Regions from separate parts of the Homo sapiens genome. Here region 2 is linked to region 1. A link is a loop called in an ENCODE intact Hi-C map of the cell type or tissue named here. Cell type or tissue: GM12878. All regions are shown on one strand. Each heading gives the region's core, and the rest is flanking DNA. Links, peaks and the distances in the headings are about the cores only.

Region 1 (10,017 bases), core at 1,015-9,014:
TCCCTGTCAGCGGGGGTATCTGGCAGGGACTCTTCTCTCAGGTGCTGGGTTCTGTAGGAGCTTAGCCTGAAAAGACAGCTCCCATGCGACATCTTTTCTCTCTCCCGCGGTGTAATTTATTGTTTGATGGTTGAAGAGTTGGGGCTCTCAAGCCACATTCCGTAGTTGGGTGCTTGCTGCTCCATGTCCCTGGGCCAGCTCCTTCATCTCCCTGTCTGTCTCCCCGTCTGCACAGGGAGGAGTGGTGCTGGCTGCCTTGTCAGGACTGTGAGGCTCACATGAGTCTATGCAAAGTGCTCAGAGCAGTGCCTGGCGCGTAGCGAATGTTCTGTAGCGTTGGCTGTCATATAGTTACTAGTCAAGTGCGTGCCTGCGCATAGGAGGGGCTGTGAGAATACCTCACTGACTTGCCGAGTGGAGCGTTGATAACAGCATGGTGCTTGGCACTGGGTGGAGGTGAAGCGAGGCCAGAACAAAGGCACAGAGTCCCTGCCCTCAGATTGCTTCCGTCCTAGAAGGGCCGTGAGACTCACCTCTTTGGGATGCGGCTCAGCATGGGACAGGCATGTGACACAGAGGGGTGGGCTGGCCTGTAGGCAGTGTCTCACCCTCCCTCATGCTCCAGGGTGGCTGCCCTCCTCTCCTAGGGCCTGCTGGTCCTGGTCTGCTGTGTGATGGCAGGAAGTTTGGCTCCAGGACTGAGTCTGTCTGCTCCAGGGCTTGGTTCCCTGAGGAGCCCCTGGAAGATGGGGGAGGGATGAGTCCTAACGGCTCAAGGACCCGAGGCTGCTCCCTGGGGCACAGTCAACCCCAGGATCCTTTCTGAGGCTGTCTGCCTTCTCCCTCCACAGCCACACGTTGCTTTTAGCTTGCTGGGATTCACACTTGAATTTACGGGGCCAGGAAGGAGTGAGGCAGGAAGCGCCAGTGTGGCTTCTGCAGTTGGGGAATAATAACCCGGCCACTTCCAAGCAGACTTGGAGCATGTAGCGCCCAGCTCAGAGATGAGGGCAGGCTCTCCTGAGAGGTCAGGGACTTAGCACCGTGATCATGATTGTCAGTCTTATGTGATGATCCTGTGGCAGGTGATGACAGGGTCTGTGCTTTTGTTGTCTTTTCAGAGGCTGCTGGCCAAGCTGCAAAGCTGGGAGAGACTGGACCAGACCATGGGCCTGAGCATCAGGTAGGGAAGGGCAGGTGTCTCCGGGGTCCCGCCTTCTTTGAAGGGTCCTGGGTGAAGAGCAGAGCCTGCTTCCGGCTCACCAGCGCAGTCTCCAGCCAGGCATCTCTGTGGCTGGTGCGGGGCATTTGTCCTGGGCTGCTCAGGTTTAATGAGGCCTTTCCCAGCGGATGGGGCAGTGGAACCCAGTGACTCATCCTGCTGAAGCCTTAGTAACATCTTCATTCAGAAGCGGAATATCCACAGCAAACCAGTGGCAGGCGTCTGATTGCCCTGCGTTGCGGGGCTTTGTGAAAGGACTCTTTTTGGTGTATACCGAGGAAATAATTGCTTTTGGGGGAAATCATTCATTTTAGGGAACTGTAACCAGTGGAGATGAACTGAGTTTTTAGAATTAAGAAAAACCCACTGTATTAGGCTGTTCTTGCATTGCTATAAAGAAATACCAGAGACTGGGTAATTATGAAGAGAAGAGGTGGAATTGGCTCACGCTTCTGCAGCTGTACAGGAAGCATGGTGCTGGCATCTGCTCGGCTTCTGGTGAAGCCGCAGGGAGCTTTCAGTCATGGCGGAAGGTGAAGGGGGAACAGGCACGCCGCAATGCAAAAACAGGAATGAGAGAGCGAGAGAGTGAGCGAGCGTGAGTAGTGTTGGGAGGGAGGTGCCACACACTTCTAAATGACCAGATCTCATGAGAACTCACTATCATGAAGACAGACCCAAGCTGTGAGGGATCCACTCGAGGATCCAAACACTTCCCACGGGGCCCCACTTTCAGCACTGGGGATTACAATTCAACATGAGGCATGGGGCAGGGACACAGATCCAAACGGTTCTCACCCACCATAGTGGAAGACGATTGTCTGGTGCTTGTAGCAGCCTCTTCACGCAGTCTGTGCCAAGCTGAGTGCCAGCGCTTGGGTGGTGGGATGTGGGGTGGAGCTGCCGGGGGACCACCCTGGGTGCTGGGGATGGTATTCTTATAGACAGGTAGCTGGACCGTTCCCAGGTCTGGTCCTGTCTGTCCTCCTGCCCCATCCTTCCCAGGACCCTGTGCTCATCTTTCTCCAGCAGCCGCTCAGTTGGCCCCTGCCCTTCAGTCGCGGTGCCCCTGCAGGTGACCACCTCCTGGCAGCTCTGGTCTGGACCCCTCTTCCTGGTTGCCCTGTGTGCGCCAGGTCTCGAGGAGGTGCAGGAGCGATGCTTTTGAAGGAGCCATCAGAGCCCGGGGCTCAGGGCCCGAGGTGCTGGTGCCGAGGCGGCCTCTTATTGTGTTTGCTTGTGAGATTTCAAGGCTTCCCGCTTCTTGCCTGTCTTTCCTGCTGTTCTTGGAAACTAGGCTGAGACTGAGACTCTCTGAAAGAGCTATCCTTTGACCACACCGTCCGACTGCTGGTTCTGGAATCCATTACCTTCTCATCAGCATTACTGGCTTCAGTTCTCTGTCACCTGAAAGTGCCTCTTCATTTTCTTTGAGCTTTGCTAAGTCAGAGCACGGCCCGGGCTGCTGTCTCCTCTTGAACTCCCCCTGTAGAACACAGACTTCTGTAGGGCCGGCCTCAGCGGGGCCTAAATGCTTTGTGCTTCTGTCTGTTCTCTGGGCTTATTAATTGCTTGGAAGGCGACCCTTCTGCTCCCAGGCATACTCTGGCCAGATGAGAAACCTCTGTGACTTCTTTCCTGTGAAGGGACATCAGAGGCCCCCACGTGCCTGATGGGCCCGGCCCTGCTGGAGGGTCCAGTGTGCAGTTTGCCCTGGAGCACTGGGTGTCAGTCGGGCACGAGACCTGGCACAGCTGGCTGCTGTCTCTGGCTGGTTTCAAAGTACTGTGGATCCTTTCAGCCCTGTTCCCGCATCTGAGCGCCCTGCCTGGGCATGGCTTGTGTGAGGGCGAGCTGGCCTGGGGGTGCTGCCTGGGCGTGGCCAGCATGAGGGCATGCTGGCCCCAGGGGTTCTGCCTGCCTGTGTCTTCTGTGTTCACTCTGCCCTCCCTGGTGGCCAGGCCCTGGATGAGGGAGAGGAGGGGTTGGTCTGTAGGGCTGGTGGAGGTGGGCTGCCTGTGCCCACCACCAGCTTAAAGTGGGCGGGAAGCAAGTGGCATGCATGTGTGGCGCCCTGCAGCTTTGATGAGGAACACAGATAGTTCTTCGGAGGCTGGATTCAAGGCTCCCCCTGCCCCCCGCCACCAACAGTAAGACCTGTGTCAAGTCACTGCGCTGCTCTGGGCCAGTGTTCTCTTTATTGAAAGGGGGACACGGAGCTCTTCTCCCCAACTGCGTGTGAAGATCCGACGTGATCGTGTACTTGTGGAGGGCCCTGTGAGTTGGAGAGGGGCTGGTGCGAGCGTCCTCTCTGAGCAGCCGGAGGCTGATGGCCAGGAAGGTGGATGGAGCCGTCCTCGCTGTGGGGGTCGACCCCTAGTCTCCTGCGTTGGCCTTGGCTGTGGGCCTGGTAGAGGGCAGGTTTCCTCACGTGCTGGGTTGCCTGCCATGCCTGGGCCCCTTCAGGGCTCCCCGCTGCTCCTTGTGTTGTGCTCCACAGGGCGGGTGTCTGAGTGTGGTTCTGCATCAGGCCGTGATCTCGGGTGACTCACGCTGGACGTCAGTGGGGTGGTGCTCATGCCGCAGTCCACGGGAATGCGGGCTGGCGGTCCCGAATACGGCTCCTAGAGAGTCCACGGGAATGCGGGCTGGCGGTCCCGAATACGGCTCCTAGAGAGTCCACGGGAATGCGGGCTGGCGGTCCCGAATACGGCTCCTAGAGAGTCCACGGGAATGCGGGCTGGCGGTCCCGAATACGGCTCCTAGAATCACCGGGAGGGTTTGGTAAACGTGTGCATTTCTGGCTGCGCACAGTGGCTCACACCTGTAGTCCCAGTGGTTTGGGAGGCTGCCGCAGGGGGATTGCTCGAGCCTAGATGTTTGAGATCAGCCTGGGGAACGCAGTTGAGACCCCGTGTGTACCAAAACAAAAATTAGCGGTGCTCAGTGGTGTGCACCTGTAGTCCCAGCTACTCAGGAGGCTAAGGTGGGAGGATCACCTGAGCCCAGGAGGAGCTGTGATTGCACCACTGCACTCCAGTGACTGAGTGAGTCCCTGTCTCTAAAAAACAAAAACAAAAACCAAAGTGGATTTCTGGGTAAACCTGAGATGCACTGGGCTTTCTTTTCTGTTTTTAGGGACCAGGTTTGGGGTAGTTCTTAGGAATTTCCCGTGTCTGGCAGCATTGAATGTGGTGGTGAAGTCGGCGACAGGGACACAGATGTGGTGAGAAGCTGGGGCCACGGGGGCCCCCATGGGAGGGCTGAGTGCATTTGCTGTTCTTGTGTGGAGACATGCGTGCCTCTGTGGGCGAGCTTGGGGATCCCCTCCTCTCAGCCGTGGGGACCTGAGGTGACATCAGATGTCCTGGAAGCAGAGGGCTCTGTGGCTGGGAGTGCCCTGGGCCTGTGCCGGGTGGGCTGGCGTCTGCTTGCCTTCGGGCCCAGGCTTTGCTGGGATTTGGGGCTTGCCGAGGCCCGAGGCCCCGTGGGTGTGGAGGAGCTGCTGCCACTAGGTGGTGCCCCCGCCTTGGTGATCCTTCCCACAGCAGCTTCCCTTGGGTCTCTCTGGCCTAGTGGACCGCTGCTCTCCCACCATGGGACTTGCTTGCTGACACTGGGGTTTTGGTCGATGGGGATGTGAGGGGCTTGTGGCCACTGTTCCTGACTGCCTTCAGGGGGGCGCTTCTGGCTGTCCCATGCCTGCCTTGTTTCTGACCAGTGTCCTGGGGCCCTCAGGCCTGTGGGCTCTGGGCTGTGAGCTCCTGGCGTTGAGGTCAGACGTCCTTTGTGTGGGCCCTTCCCTAAGGACAGGGTGCTGACGTCCTGCAGTCCTCAGAGGGCTCTTCGGCCTCGCCCCGGGCTTGGATAAACCCTGGCTGAGCCCCAGGAGAGAGTGGCCTGGTCACCCTCTTCCCCATGTAGGGCTTCTTATGTCTTAGGAGAGGAGGCTGGGCAGGCTGGCTGGGGTGGGTCAGTGAAACCATGGGAAGACCCTGTGGAACGAGGTCCTTATGTGTCACACAGGCCTGGGCACATGTGACATGTGCAGCACACGGGTTCACGCAGGCTGGGGGCATGTTAGTTTCTACGACTTTGAAGTCACAGGCAAGGAGGGACACAGTGCGTGTGGATGAGCCTGCGTGAACACACGTGGGGAAGGGCAGGATGCCAGTGCCGGGAGTGTGGTGTGGACACCCTCATCCTTAGGGTGCTGGAAGTTGGGCTGAGGGAGTTAGCAGCAGTGCGAGGCGTGTGTCTGGAGGCAGCGATGTGATCAGCTTGGTCTCCCAGGAGCATGGTCTGTCTCGGGGAGTGACTTACGGGTGAGGAAAGCGGAGGCCAGCACACACCCTTTGAGGTACGTGTCATCCTCGGCAAGACCTCGGGCACAGGAGGGGGAGGAGGAGTAATACAGAGAGGCCAGTGGGAAAGATGGCGTGAGGCTGGAGCCCATCTGGGAATGCAGGATGCTTGCTTCTCTTTGGAAAATCACCTGTTTCAGTAGAATGAAAGGGGGTGCAGGCCATCTCTGTAGGCGAACAGCACAACCATTTGTAACAATCCAAGACTCGTTTGTGATTTAAAGTTCTCAGCAAGCTAGGAAGAGAAGAGAACTTCCTCAACCAGCTAAATGATACCTGCAGAAAACCAGCTGATATAATACAAGGTGGACGGACTGCATCCCTGACATGGAGACCAGGCAGGGTGTCTGTTCCCTGCACCCCTGGTTGCACTGTACTGGAGATCTTCACCAGTATAATTAGGGAAGCAAAAAGAAAAGATGGACAGACTGGAAAGGAGGAAGTAAAACTGTACCTGGAGACAACATAATTATCTATAGAAATTCCCAGGGAATAAATGACAAGCCAGTAGGACTAAACCGTGAGGTTTACAGGGTCACGGGATACAAGGACAATGTACCAAAATGGGTTATGTTTCTGTATACTAGCAGTGAGCCACTCGAGGTACATACCATGTATGATGGCATCAAAGTCCATGAAATATTAGGAATGCATATAAGAAAATCTGTGTAAGATTTGTACACTGAGAAGCTTAAGACGCAACTGAGACATTAAAGATCACCTGATGTAGAAAAATGGAGACATTGTAAGAGGAAAAATGAACTCTTTTCCCCTCTGCTCTCACACAGCCTCTGACACCAGATACTGGAAGGTTTCCCCCACACCAAGCAGTTCTCCAGGGGTCACCAGCTGGATGTCCTGCAGCCTCATCTGCACACTCTCCACCTGGAGTTCCATCAGCTTCCAATGGGTCAGGGCCCAGTCCCACACATCTGTGCCCCCTTCAGATTCCAGGTGCAAGTAGTAGGCCGGCATCTCTGCTTCATTTTACGGTTTTCTTCTCTTCCTCTTTCACTGACATCAGCTGTACTTCTGACTGACAGGCTGTTAAACGAGGCCCCTGCTACCCACTCCTTGGGTTTCATTAATTGGCTAGTGTGGCTCACAGAACTCGGGAAGATGCTTTGTTATGTTTAGTCATGTCTTATAAAGGATGTTACGAATAATACAGGTGAACAGGTTGGCAGAGTGAGGTGTGAGGAGAGGCGCGGAGCTTCCATGCCCTCTCTGGGCACACCACCCTCCAGGAGCCTCTGTGTGTGCAGCTCTGAACCCTGGCCTTATTTGTGGGTTTTTATGGAGGCTTCATCACAGAGGCATGATTGATTACACCATTGGCCGTTGGAAATCAACTCACCCTTCGGCCCCTCTCCCCTCCTAGGAGGTTGAGGGGTGGGACTCAAAGTCCCAACCCTCTAATCTCACCTTGGTGTTTCGGATAACCACCCTATCTGAAGCTGCCTGGGGGCTGCCAACCAGCACTCAGCTCATTAGTTCACAAGAGACACTCTTCTCACTCCAGATAAGGAGCTGCATGTATGTCAGGGAACAGAAAGACCAAATATATATTTCAGAGTATCGTAAAGGTACTGTGGTCGTGTATTGGAAGATTCATTATTGTTAAGATGGCAGTTTGCTCAAATTGACCCAAATATTTAACATAGTCCCAATCAAAGCCCCAGCAGAAATTGATGAACTGATCTCTAAAATTTCTTTTTTTTTTTTTTTTTTGAGACGGAATCTTACTCTGTCGCCCAGGCTGGAGTGCAATGGTGCGATCTTGGCTTACTGCAACCTTTGCCTCCTGGGTTCAAGCAATTCTGCCTCAGCCTCCCCAGTAGCTGGGACTACAGGCATGGACCACCATGCTTGGCTAATTTTTGTATTTTTGTAGAGACAGGGTTTCGCCATGTTGGTCAGGCTGGTCTTGAACTCCTGACCTCAAGTGATCCACCCGCCTTGGCCTCCCAAAGTGCTGGGATTACAGGCATGAGCCACTGTGCCCGGCTGACAATTTCTAAAATTTCTATGGGAATGTAAAGTACCTATAAATTGTTATAGCCATAACAGTTTCAAAAAAGAACAAGTTATACAGCTTACACTGGCCAATTTCAAGACACGTTGTAAATTGCATAAATTGAGACACTGTGGTATTAAGTATAGACATGTAAATCAGGAGAACAGAGTAGAATGTTCAGAAATGATTGAAGAATACAGTGTTGATTGTTGTCAAAGTGTCCAGATAATTCAGTGGGAGAAAGAATCTTTTCACCGAGGGTGGTAAACCAGTAGGCTCTTCGTGGTGAGGATGAGCCTTAACACCTGTCTCATGCTGGACACAAGATTTAACTCAAATGACGCATAGACCTATGTGTAAAAGTCACAAAATCTGGAAGCTAGGGTTTGGCAAAGAGGTCTTACAATACAACGAACATGAACCATAAATGAAAAAATTGATAAATTAGACTTCATCAAAATTGAAAACTTCTGCTCTCAAAAGATACAGTGAAAAGGCAGACCATAGACTAGGAAAATATTTGCGAGATATTAACATGTATCTGACCAAAGATGTGCTCCAGGATAGAGAAGGAACTCTTACAAATTAGTAAGATTACCATAGTTTAAAAAATGGTCAAAAGACTTTTAACAGATACTTTATTATTTATTTATTTTTTTGGAGATGGAATCTTGCTCTGTCGCCCAGGCTGGAGTATAGTGGCATGATCTTGGCTCACTGCAACCTCCGCCTCCCAGGTTCAAGCAATCCTCCAGCCTCAGCCTCCTGAGTAGCTGGGGTTCCAGGCGTGCACCACCACACCCGGCTAATTTTTGTATTTTAATAGAGACAGGTTTCACCATGTTGGCCAGGCTAGTCTCAAACTCCTGACCTCAGGTGATCTGCCTGCCTTGGCCTCCCAAAGCACTGGGATTACAGGTGTGAGCCACTGTACCCGGCCTGCTTTTAACAGATACTTTACAAGAGAAGATATATAGGTGGTAAATAAGGACATGAAAAGATGGTCAACATTGTTAGTTATTAGGGGAATGCAAATTAAGACTGTAATCGCCCAACAGGGTTCTTCTTGCTGCCCAGAAAGCCAATGCACTGAGAACGGCAGGTGTGGCAGCAGAGAGGGAGTTTAATGATTGCAGAGCCAGCCGAGGGAGGTGGACGCGAGATAACTCTCACATCTGTCTCCCTGAGAATTAGGAGGCGAGGGCTTGAGGGTGTTTTGGCGGGCAGCGGCCTAGGGAGTGGTGAATGCTGGTTGGTTGTGTTGGGGATGCAATGATAGGGGTGTCAGGACTGTCTCCGTGCAGCTGAGTCAGTTCCTGGGAGATGGGGTCACAAGTCCAGGTGGCATCTCTTGATCTGCTGAAATGCTAAATCTGAAAAATATCCCAAAGACCAGTTTTTTAGGTTTCACAGCAGTGATGTCTGTAGGAGCCGTTAGGGAAGTTCCGAATCTGACAACGTCTGGTTACGTGACTCCGGGTAGCAGGCACTGTAGAAGAGCAAGCTAAGTAAGCAGTGACAGGTCATGGTTTACCCGTGCCTGTTCTTTAGCAAAGTTCAGGCCCCTGTAGCAATGCCAGTCTTAATCTCCAAACAAGGACGGGTGTCATTTTTCCTTGCCTTGAAGTTTAACTATAAACTACATTCCTCTCATAGTTATCTTGGCCTCTGTATTAGAATAAGCAAAAAAAAAAAAAAAAAAAAAAAGAAAAGATCCTGTGAGGTTAGAAGCAAGGTGGAGTCAGTAATGTAGATTTCTCTCGTTACTTAAAATTCTGTAAAGGCGGTTTCAAGACTGCAGTGAGATACCACTGGGCACCCAATAAAATGGCTAAAATTAAGCAGACTGACCATCCTGACTGCTGGCAGAGATGCAGAGCAGCCAGGCCTGTTGCCCCTGGGAGTAGCAAGTGGTACGGCCACTTTGGAAATGGTTTGGTAGCTTTGTACACACTTACGGTGTGACCCTGCAGTTCCATTCCTCGGTATTTAATCTAAGAGAAACCCAAGAGAAAATGTGGTCTCATGAAGACTTGTACAGGAATGTTTGTAGAGCCTTATTCTAACAGTCTGAGAGCAGGAACAACTCAGGTGCCTGTCAGCAGGTGAAGGGATACGTGGACCGTGGCGTCTCCACGCAGTGTAATGCGCGGCAGCGGCGGTGCTTGGAAACATGAAAGGGTCTCTCTTGCTGAGTGAAGGAAGCCAGACTTACTGAGTTTATACTTACTATACCATCCCATTGATTTGAACTTTTTAAAAAGGTAAAACTGAGCAACAGTGATAGAAAGCAGGTCAGTGATCCCTGGAGTCTCGTGCTGGGATATGATTGGGGTCTTATGGGGTGCTAGAAATACCCTTTGGCGTAATGGATGTGATCGCCGCACAGGTGTACACGCAGCAAAGCTCATGAC
Region 2 (10,017 bases), core at 1,211-9,210, 400 kb after region 1:
CGACCCAGCAGCTCATGGTGGTTGCTCTCAGTGGCCGTCGGCGCGAGGCGGCTCCGTGTCTCGCTCAGTTGCGGTTCACGTTTCCCCGGTGCCCAGCGTCCTGGCATGAGCTCATTGGCCGTGTGTGGCTCTTCTCTGGAGAAATGTTCAAGGGCCCCTTGTTTAATTGGCTCTTTCCTCTTCATGGTGGAGTTGTGGGAGTTCTGGGCATATTCTGGGTACAGGACTTTTCAGGGACGTGGTTTCAGAGGGAGCTTTGTGGTGGGCCGGGTTTGTGTCCTGCCTGACCTGGGGCTGTGTGGGTGCTGACCGGGGTGGGGCTGGCTCTCGGGGGCAGCTCAGAAGGGCCTCTGTCCACTCCCCACACAGCCCAGGACCGTGGCACAGCAGCTTGCTCAGACCTGCTGTGTGACTCCTGCCCTGTGTCCCCTGGGGCCTGCAGCGCTGTCTGGAAGCTCCTCCTTGCCCGTTCTCCAGTTACAGGAGGCCGCCCTCTGGGCTGCAGAATCCACAGAGCCAGACTCCCCCTGGGCCCCCAGCGCCCCCCTGCACAAGTGGGGAAACTAGGTCATGGGGCCCAGGCAGTGTGGAAGGCGTTGCAGGACTTGCCCAGGGCGTGGGGTCCTCCAGCCTCAGTGAAGAGTGGCACTAGGGCCTGGCACAGGTGCTGGAGCCCCCCAGGTGGAGGAAGGAGCAAGGTGGCAGCCCCTTGGGTGGGCACACCCCACAGTGCCTGGGACCCCCAACTGCCTGGGTAGATGACAGTGTAGACAACAGAGACCTTGCCCTGGGTTAATTCAGTCCCTTTAGGTGACCTGGAATAAGGCCTGGCAGGGTTGAGGACGCATCTACCCCTGTCCAGGTCCTCAGACTGAGGGAAGCCCCCATGGCTGGAGGGGCTGTGTAGGGAGGGAGGGGAGAGGGAGAGGCCTGTCGGGCTGACCGCTGTCTTGTCTCTTTCTTGACTGCCCCGCAGGCCACCAGCCCCTCGGGTTCCAAGATGCAGCTACTGGAGACAGAGTTCTCACACACCGTGGGCGAGCTCATCGAGGTGCACCTGCGGCGCCAGGACAGCATCCCTGCCTTCCTCAGCTCGCTCACCCTCGAGCTCTTCAGCCGCCAGACCGTGGCGTAGCCTGCAGGCTCGGGGGCATAGCCGGAGCCACTCTGCTTGGCCTGACCTGCAGGTCCCCTGCCCCGCCAGCCACAGGCTGGGTGCACGTCCTGCCTCTCCAGCCCCACAGGGCAGCAGCATGACTGACAGACACGCTGGGACCTACGTCGGGCTTCCTGCTGGGGCGGCCAGCACCCTCTCCACGTGCAGACCCCATGCGTCCCGGAGCCTGGTGTGTGGGCGTCGGCCACCAGCCTGGGTTCCTCACCTTGTGAAATAAAATCTTCTCCCCTAGACACTCCCACTCGCCCTGTGTATCTGTGGCCTAGCCCTAGCAGGGTGGGCGGGAGGAGGGGAAGGAGCTCCCTCAGCAGCCGCCGCCATCTGCAGCCCGGACAACGTTAGGGTGAGTCAGGCATCTCTGCTCAGGGAGTGCACAGGTGGCAGCTGGGACCAAGGGTGGCTGGGGTGCCCTCCCCACCACCATGGGCTGAGGCCCCTCCGCGTAGCAGCTTCCAGCTCTGCCTCAAGGCCGGGCCCCAGCTCCAGGACTTCCCTTTGCTGATGGAACCCGGATGGAGGCACAGGGGCTGGGGGGACTGTCCTCACAGATAAGGGTGCATCGAGGGGAGACTGCCCTCTGTGCCCATCTCTCCAGGGCCAAGAGAGGGCCTGGACCCGGCTGGCAGCACCAAACCCAGGGGTGTGGGGTGGCTCCGCCCCATGGGGCAGATGGAGCATCTGGCCCTGGAGGCTGGAGAGCGAGTCCCCTCCTCCCAACTCGGCGGCCCCGGCCTTCTCCAGCCATGGGGAATATGAGCCGATGATTCAGAGGTGCAGCTGCCGCTATCTGAGCCCAGCAGAGGGGAGCTGGTGCAGCCAGGGGAACGGCCTTGCTCCAGAGCCTCCAATGCTGAGACGGAGGGAGACCCATGGTGGGGGCGGGGGCAGGGGGAGGAAGGAGCAGGGAGGCGTGGACCCTGCCACCTGCCTGCGAACTGTGGGCCTGGGCCAGGGCCACGCCCGGGACTGCCGCCTCCACCCAGACTCCTCAAAGGTGGGGCAGCTCCGGCTCTGCCACCCCCGCCTCACGTCCCACTTCCCACTCCCAGCAACCCCCCCCCCCCCCCGCCCACCATTAGAACACTCCGTCAGGTTCCACAAACCCTTCATGAAAGCCCTTTTCCTCCAGGTCTCAGGGGAAAGTTGGGGGGCCGTCCACTAAGAGGCCCACTGGGAGAGACGGATGTGTTGTGTCCCCCAGCCTCGAGACAGGAAGCCCCTGATTCCTCCTGCGTGTCCTCTCCCTACCCCCCAATGTCACCTTTCAGTGTTGGCTTCTGTTCCTGGGCGCAAGGGGTTTGACGGAGGGGTCCTCGGAGGCCCATGGGGTTCAGCTTCACGAGGCTTTGTGCGGGACGCAGGCTGTGCAGACAAGAGAAGTGAGATGTCTCCATGTCACGTGAAGGTTGTTCTGCCCTGGCTCGGCCCCTGGACACACATGTGCCTCAGACAGACACACAGCCCCGCCAGAGCTGGGCAACCACTGGCTCTCACACTGAAACCCGGAGTCCCAGACTGTTCGGCCCCATCGCAGCCCTGGGGTGGCCACAGCCCCATGTCTCAGCTGAGCACAGCGGGGCCCACACAGGATGCTGCTCCCACAGCCACAGATAATCAGAACGGGGCCCTGGTCTAGCCTTTGGGCTGTCCTCTGCCAATACCCCCCAGGTCAATCCCAGGGTCCTGGCACCCCAGCCCCCACCACCCTGCTTTCCCCATCACCATTCCTGCCGTGCCACAGCCTGAGAGCCGAGGTGCCTGCCTCCACCCACCCTTTCACCGCCAGCAGCCCCGGTGACGGCCCCCACACACACTCATGGACCTGGGGCTTCTGGGACCGAGCCCCACTCAGCTGGCCCTTCAGGACCAGGGAGCCAGCACCACCCTGGCTGTGAACACAGAGGGACAGGGGCCGGTTCTTGTCAAGGCAATTTAGGAGATGGGGTCCGACTGGACCCTGAAGGCGGATGGGACCCCACCAGGTAGGAAGCGGGGATAGGGTGGGCCCAGAGGCTGGAGGTCAGGGGCCATCCTGGGGGAGGACAGAGGGCTGAGCCCTCAGGCAGAACAGAAGCCCGCAGCCTCTGCCCCAGGGGCAGCAGGGGGAGTGGTCCCTGGTGGGCGACAGCCGGGTCCAGGTCCAGGCAGGAGCCCCCCCAAAGGTGGTGGTCTTGATTGCAAGGCCAGAGCTAAACTCCAGCCAGCCCAGGTGGGAATGGAACTTACCAGGAGGATTTGGGGCAGAGGCTGAGAAAATGGAGAGTGGGGAGGTGGGCTCAGCCTCAGGAGGCACTGGCACGGCTCCCCCCGTGGACACACACCCCACTGACTCCCGCGGTGGACACACACCCCACTGACTCCCCCGGTGGACACACACCCCACGGCTCCCCCGGTGGACACACACCCCACTGACTCCCCCGGTGGACACACACCCCTCAGCTCCGGGACCCTGGGACCACTGGCTCTGCCATCACCGATGCATAACCTGGTGGCTGAGGAGCAATGGTCACGGCCTCCAACCACACCAGAAAAACCGCAGCAGGGGTTCCCACAGCCACAGACCCTCATGGCCACAGGACTCCACCCACTGTCCCCAAGCCCTTGTGTCACCTTCCCAAGATCTGAGGCTGCTGAACCTTCTGGTTGCTGCAGCCTGGGCCACGGCCCACACCTGCCTTCCACCCCGGCTTCTGTGGCATCAAGACGGGCTTGGCAGCTAAAGGGCCACAAACAAGCCCCCTGTCCCCAGGTGCAATCTCAAGTCTGCATCTGGACCCGGGGCGCCTTCCTGACTTGGTCTCCCCTTCCCCGTCCACATCCGCATCCGGACCAGGGGTACCCTCCTGCCTTGGTCTCCCCTTCCCCCTCCACAGCCAGGGATCTCCAAAGCACCTTCCTTTCGGGGAGCCCGGGGCCGGCACCTCCCCTGCCGGCTCCCCGGGAGGGTCTACAAGAGGCTGGGCCCCCCAGCCAGCGCTGAGATGCACCAGCTCCGGCCGGCAGGCGGCTCTGCTCTGATCATGGGATTTTCCTTTCCCCGGGAAGAGGCAGAGGCGGGGCTGGAGCAGCCCTCACACCCCCAAGGGACGTGTCTGGGTGGGCTGGAGAGAGCAGAGGTCTCTGATAACATGTGTCCCTTGCGGGCTGATTTAATAAACCTTCCCCACGAGTTTGTCAAATCCTCTTCACGCGTCTGCCAGGTGGAATGGGAAAGAAACAGCGTGTGAGGACCCCAGGAGGCGCCACCGGTCCCCTGTCCCTGCCCAGCCCTGGCTGCCGGGCCAGAGAAAGTTCTGGTTCTGGCAGATTCCCCGCTTCCCCCCAGCTCCTTAGTGGGCACCCAACGCTAAATGGTTCTTAAGCCGCTAATGACTAATTTTAAGGGATTAGTGCTACAGCAATCAACTGTAATTGCCAGGATGTAACAGGATTTGGGGGGCCCCAGGGCTCCCTCCAGCCTCCCGGCAGGCTGGAGAGGACAGTGCCACCTGCCGGGGCCTCTGAGGGATCAACCTCCCTCCCTCCCTCCCACTGCACCTGGCACCGGGCAGCCAGCACAAGACCATTGCAGGGTTAGTCTGTCTCTTTCCTTCCCACAGACAACTCGTGCAAGTTTTGGAGAAATCCCTGGGTTTTCTGCAGCCCCTCACTTCTCAGAGTGGGGTCCCTGGAAGCACCTGAGAAAGGCAGGTCCTCAGGTCCTGCCTGGAGCAACTGTGAGAATCTACCTTTAACAAGTCTCTCCCGCAGCTCGTACACACAGAGGCTCTCATCGGCTTGGAACTTGCCAATTGGCAATGCTCATCCTCATCCCATACTGATCCTGCAAGTCTGGTCTTGTCAGGAGAGGAGACCTCAGTGCAGAAAGCCAGGGACTGGCCCACCAACGCCTCCTGCAAGTCTGTGTTGGGCAGGGACTCAAACCCTGCTCTCTTGACTGCAAATTCAGCTGCCCCTCCAGGCCCCAGCGTCTGAGTTAAACTTGGCCCATTGCCCTCCTGTTAAAATGTCACCAGGACACCATGGGCAGGCGAGGGCTGGGACCTTCATCCAGAGACAGCATTGGAGGGAGACTCAGAGGTCCAGGGGCTCAGAACCTCGGGCTATACATACAGGAGTGTGTTTACAGGCATGTACATGCAGAGGTGTGGGCATGCACCACTGCCACTCCTGGACACATGACCCGTGTACACGTGCACATATAGGCATGTGCAGTGCATGTCCCCAGGCTTGGTTTGTGTGTATACATGTGCCGTGTGTGTGCATAACTGCATTTGTGTATTGGTGTGTGGCCCTGTGTGCACATGTGTATGTACAGATGTGTGTACGTGCATGTATCCCTGTATGGTTTGTGTACATGAGCATGTGTGTACATGTGATGTGTGCATGTGTGACCACGTGTATTGGTGTGTCATATGTGCACATAGGTGCATATGTGCTCCTGTGTGCAAGCATGACTTCACATGTGCGTACTGGTGTGGGCCATGTGTACACGTGTTCATGTGTGCACACATGACTGCATGTGTGTTGGTGCATAGCCATGTGTGCACATGGTTGCATGTGTGTGCACCTGAGGACAGGCGGCTTCACCAGAATGCTTAAATCGCTGCTTGCGGCCCAGAGAGGAGGAGTTCCCTGTCCGAAGTCGCACAGTGAGAGACGGCCGGCAAGGAGGCGCCAGGAGCCCGGTCCAGACATCAGCTGGCCCAGCCTGGCAGTCTCGTTTTGTTTTATGTTTTCTTTAACTGCACAATTCAAATACATTTTTAACACTAAAACAAAACAAAGTTCCCTCCAACAATATGAGAGGAACGTAGAGTGAAAAGGAGAAGTCCCTTCTGGCCCCCATCCCAGACTCTCCCGCCTGTGGGTGGATGTGCACACCTACCATATGGACACACGAAAACACACGGTTCTGCCTCCCTGGGTGGTCTGTGTGCTTTTAAAATCCCTACGTATTGTTCCGCAGCTTGCTTTTTCTCACTTCACAATATGTCTTGGAAATTTTCCATAGACGCGTGTACTGATCTGTTTCACTGGATTTTGCTGTTGTTGCCAACACTCTCAAGAAATTTTATTGAAAACGGTGACACACAGAAACACCAGATTCTCATTTTAAAGTAAAACTGACAGCATTTTTCAGAACTTCCATAGTTCTGAACCATTTGTGTCACTATCTTTCAAAGCAAAACAAAACACCGAGTCCCAGATCCCAACGAGCAGAGGTGGCCCTCTGAGAGCCACGGGGAGAGGCTCCGGGGAAACAGGCCCTGCCGATTGATGTCCTGATCTTGGACCTGGGCCCCCAGAACCTCGAGAAAGAACTGGTGCGGCGGAGGCCGCCCCGGCGGGTCGTAGTCTGGGGTTTGTTTACAGCGGCAGGAGCTGCCCAATTGATCCTTACCCATGAGTAAGCCCTCCCTTCCCCTCATCTCCTGAGCCAGCTCTATCCTTTCTTCCGGCGTTCCCCACTACCTGGCGTTTTGTTCAATGCATAGTTTATTTTTGATAGACATAGACTGCACATCTGTTCCAGCAGATACAGTCATGTTTCAGACAGATTAGCGTCCTCACAGAACAGCGCTAATAGAGACGCCACGCGAACCGCATACGTAACTTGACATTTTTTAGTAGCCACGTTAAATAGTAAGCAGAAGCCAGTGAAATTAATGTTAGCAAATACACCTCTAACCCAATCTATCCAACATGGCATCGTGTCGACGTGTGACCAATGCGAACGGTGAATGGGACCTTCCACAGTCGGCTTTGGTCTCGGGGATCCCGCTGGATTTTCCACTTGTCCCTCTCGGTTGGGCCCAGCCACCCCGGGCGCCCCTGGCTCTGGCGTGTCACCCCCGTGGGGAAGGAGGGGCCTTGTCACGTTCACCGAGGGAGCTGGCGCCTGACAGTCCTGGCTCACACCGGTGCACAGGTGTGTGCGGGTGAATCCATGCTGCGTGGTGACAGGTGATGTTGTGCTGTGTCCCTACTCGACTAATGAGAAAACTGGAACCAGAGAACAGGGGAAGCGGCTGTCCCAGCTCTGGTGTCGCTGGGCACGGGCGGAGGCGGTGGCAGAGCCAGGCCTGGCTCCCTCCTGGGCAGAGGGACAGAGGTGAGCAGTGAGCACTGCCCACCAAGGACCGGGGACCTGGAGCTCATGGCCCCTCAGCTTCCTCTGAGCACCCCCTCCTCCCAGACGGAGCCAGGGGCTGGGCAGCCAGGCGCACCCCGGCCGGGACATCAGGAGGCCTCAGTTGAATGCTGGCTCAGCCCAGCCTGCGGGATGGTCGTGGGCAAGGGTCCTCCCCTCCCTGGGCCTCAGTCTTCGCATCTGGAAAACGGACCACATGACCTGCCAGGGGTGTCCACCTGGCCCAGCACCCAGCCCAGGTAGGGGACACCCCAGGGCGCAGTATGTGGCCTCTTCAGCATAACACTATAATTAGCCCAATTACCCACCGCTTTCATGCTTTTTTTTAATTTAAAATGGAAATTAAATTTTGCAGCAGGTTTACAGGCTGTTAACGGAATTCGCTAATCAAACCCAACACCAAGTCCTCGAAAATGAGAATTCAAAAAGGTCTATATTTGCATATTCATGTTTTTAATAGGGTTCAGAAGGTATATTTGCAGCTGATGAAAGGATTAATTAAATCTATTTGCATTGGTGAAGCATTTTAACCCCTTCAGAGCTGGCCGGAGAGGGGAAGGCCCTGAGGCCCAGTGGTAAACGAAGCCTCAGGCGGACGGCTAGAGGTGCTGCTCCTGCCGCCCCTTCCTGGGGCCACCCATCTGGCAGGGAGCCTCCCCCCGAGCCCAGTATGGCAGGGCTGAGTGGGCCCCAGACCTGGAGCCTTCACAGCTGCCCCATGGCAGCCCTGTGACAGGAGATGGCTTCAGGAGTTTTTACTTTAAAAACAAACATACACTAGAATTTTGGTTTTTTATAACATTCATACTCAGTCACTGTAACATATTTAGAAAATGTGGGAAAGTCTCAAGAAAAAAAGAAAGTCACTGAAGTCCGGGTGCGGTGGCTCATACCTGTAATCCCAGCACTTTGGGAGGCTGAGGCCGGCGGATCACCTAAGGTCGGGAGTTCAAGACCAGCCTGACCAACATGGAGAAACCCCATCTCTACTAAAAATACAAAATTAGGCAGTCGTGGTGGCGCACACCTGTAGTCCCAGCTACTCGGGAGCCTGAGGCAGGAGAATCGCTTGAACCCAGGAGGCAGAGGTTGCGGTGAGCCAAGATCATGCCATTGCACTCCAGCCTGAACAACAGAGCGAGACTCCATCTCAAAAAGTCACTTAAACACGCCCACTCAGCAATGCTCCTGGAGGCTCTTGTCTTCCCACCCCTCCTCCGTGTACGTGTGTTGTGTGAGTGCTCATGTGTACATGTGAGTGTGCACACACGTGTTGTGTGCACGTGTGTGTTGTGAGTGTGCACACATACCTGTGTGTTGTCTGCATGCACACGCACACACAGGCAGAAGCACCCCTGGGACCCGCAGCTCTCACATATATGTCCTCATCAAGGTCTCACTTGCACACCAGGTGGACGCTCTGCAGGTGGGACCACCCTCCTCTGACGCAGCCCTGCATGACCCCATGAGGGCCACCCCACAGCTGCTCAGAGCCCTGGTGCAGTCGGGGGCCCTGGTCACCTTTTTCATGGATGTGTGGGGTGAGGACGGGTGCGGTGCCCTCCCCTAACACCCCAGAATCTTCAGGAAGGGGGTATCTTGGCAGCTTTCACAGCTCGCATCCAAGTGGGCTCTAGGTACAGACACTGGAGTTATACAGACACTGGAGTTATACATGCAACACACGCCTGGAGACACACAACAGAAATGCCCAGAACATGTGGACACGGGCAGCTACATACATCACGTGTGCGTCGTGTCACACACAAGCAGCTACAGACATCACGTGTGCGCCGTGTCATATAGACAGTTACAGTCATGTGAGCGCTGTGTCATATAGACAGTTACAGACATCACGTGTGCACCGTGTCACAGACAAGCAGCTACAGACATCACGTGTGCACCGTGTCATATAGACAAGCAGTTACATCATGTGTGCGCCGTGTCATATAGACAAGCAGCTACAGACATCACGTGTGCACTGTGTCATATAGACAGTTACAGTCATCATGTGTGCACCGTGTCATATAGACAAGCAGCTACACAGATGGAGCTGCCAAATTCGGGAATCGCTAACAGGAGCCACTCCCATCATTAAACCCAAGTTGTTTAAATACTGTTTTTTGACAATACACATAGAAATATATATATATATACACACACACACGTTTATATATGTCTACGGAGAAATATGTACTATATATTTAAATATATACACACGGAAATGTATACATATATACACATATTTTTTTTTTTTGAGACGGAGTCTCACTCTGTCACCCAGGCTGAAGTGCGGTGGCGCAATCTCGACTCACTGCAACCTCCGCCTCCCAGGTTCAAGCGATTCTCCTGCCTCAGCCTCCTGAGTAGCTGGGATTACAGGCGCCCGCCACTACGCCCAGCTAATTTTTTTGTTTTTAGTAGAGACGGGGTTTCACCATGTTGGTCAGGCTAGTCTGAAACTCCAGACCTCGTGATCCACCCGCCTCAGCCTCCCAAAGTGCTGGGATTACAGGCGTGAACCACCGCACCTGGCCCACACATTTTTTTCTTTTTGAGACAGGGTCTCACTATTGCCCAGGCTGGAGGGCAGTGGCATGATCATAGCTCATTGAAACCTCCACCTCCCAGGCTCAAGCAATCCTCACACTTCAGCCTCCCGAGTAGCTGGGAACGCAGGCACCCA

Evidence for each region. A loop is a pair of places that touch in the nucleus more often than their neighbours do. Peaks named below come from ENCODE experiments on the same cell type or tissue, not always from the same donor. Only the 100,000 strongest peaks of a DNase experiment are listed, where the experiment ranks them.
Region 2: a loop joins it to region 1, with 4 times the contacts of the local background. A loop is called at or near these places in 18 of 110 quality-filtered maps.

Annotation. Positions count from the first base shown.
Region 1 is chr7:2,204,378-2,214,394 of GRCh38, reverse strand. It overlaps MAD1L1 (mitotic arrest deficient 1 like 1), which reads left to right. Exons shown (of 19, transcript NM_001013836.2): 10 at 1,122-1,183. It overlaps LOC105375126 (a long non-coding RNA gene), which reads right to left. Exons shown (of 3, transcript XR_001745062.3): 3 at 9,195-9,271. Among named protein-coding and RNA genes, the nearest start is that of MAD1L1, 24 kb to the left of the region's middle. RefSeq lists enhancers at 4,469-4,618, 5,114-5,647. In GM12878, for the core only: a CTCF peak has its summit at 4,729 (motif pointing right); a DNase peak (open chromatin) is centred at 4,571; H3K27ac peaks cover 988 bases.
Region 2 is chr7:1,807,188-1,817,204 of GRCh38, reverse strand. It overlaps MAD1L1 (mitotic arrest deficient 1 like 1), which reads left to right. Exons shown (of 19, transcript NM_001013836.2): 19 at 977-1,410. The coding sequence ends at 1,135. Among named protein-coding and RNA genes, the nearest start is that of MIR4655, 32 kb to the left of the region's middle. RefSeq lists enhancers at 3,599-4,174, 8,229-8,728, 8,729-9,230. In GM12878, for the core only: a CTCF peak has its summit at 4,656 (motif pointing left); no DNase peak of the experiment used is centred there.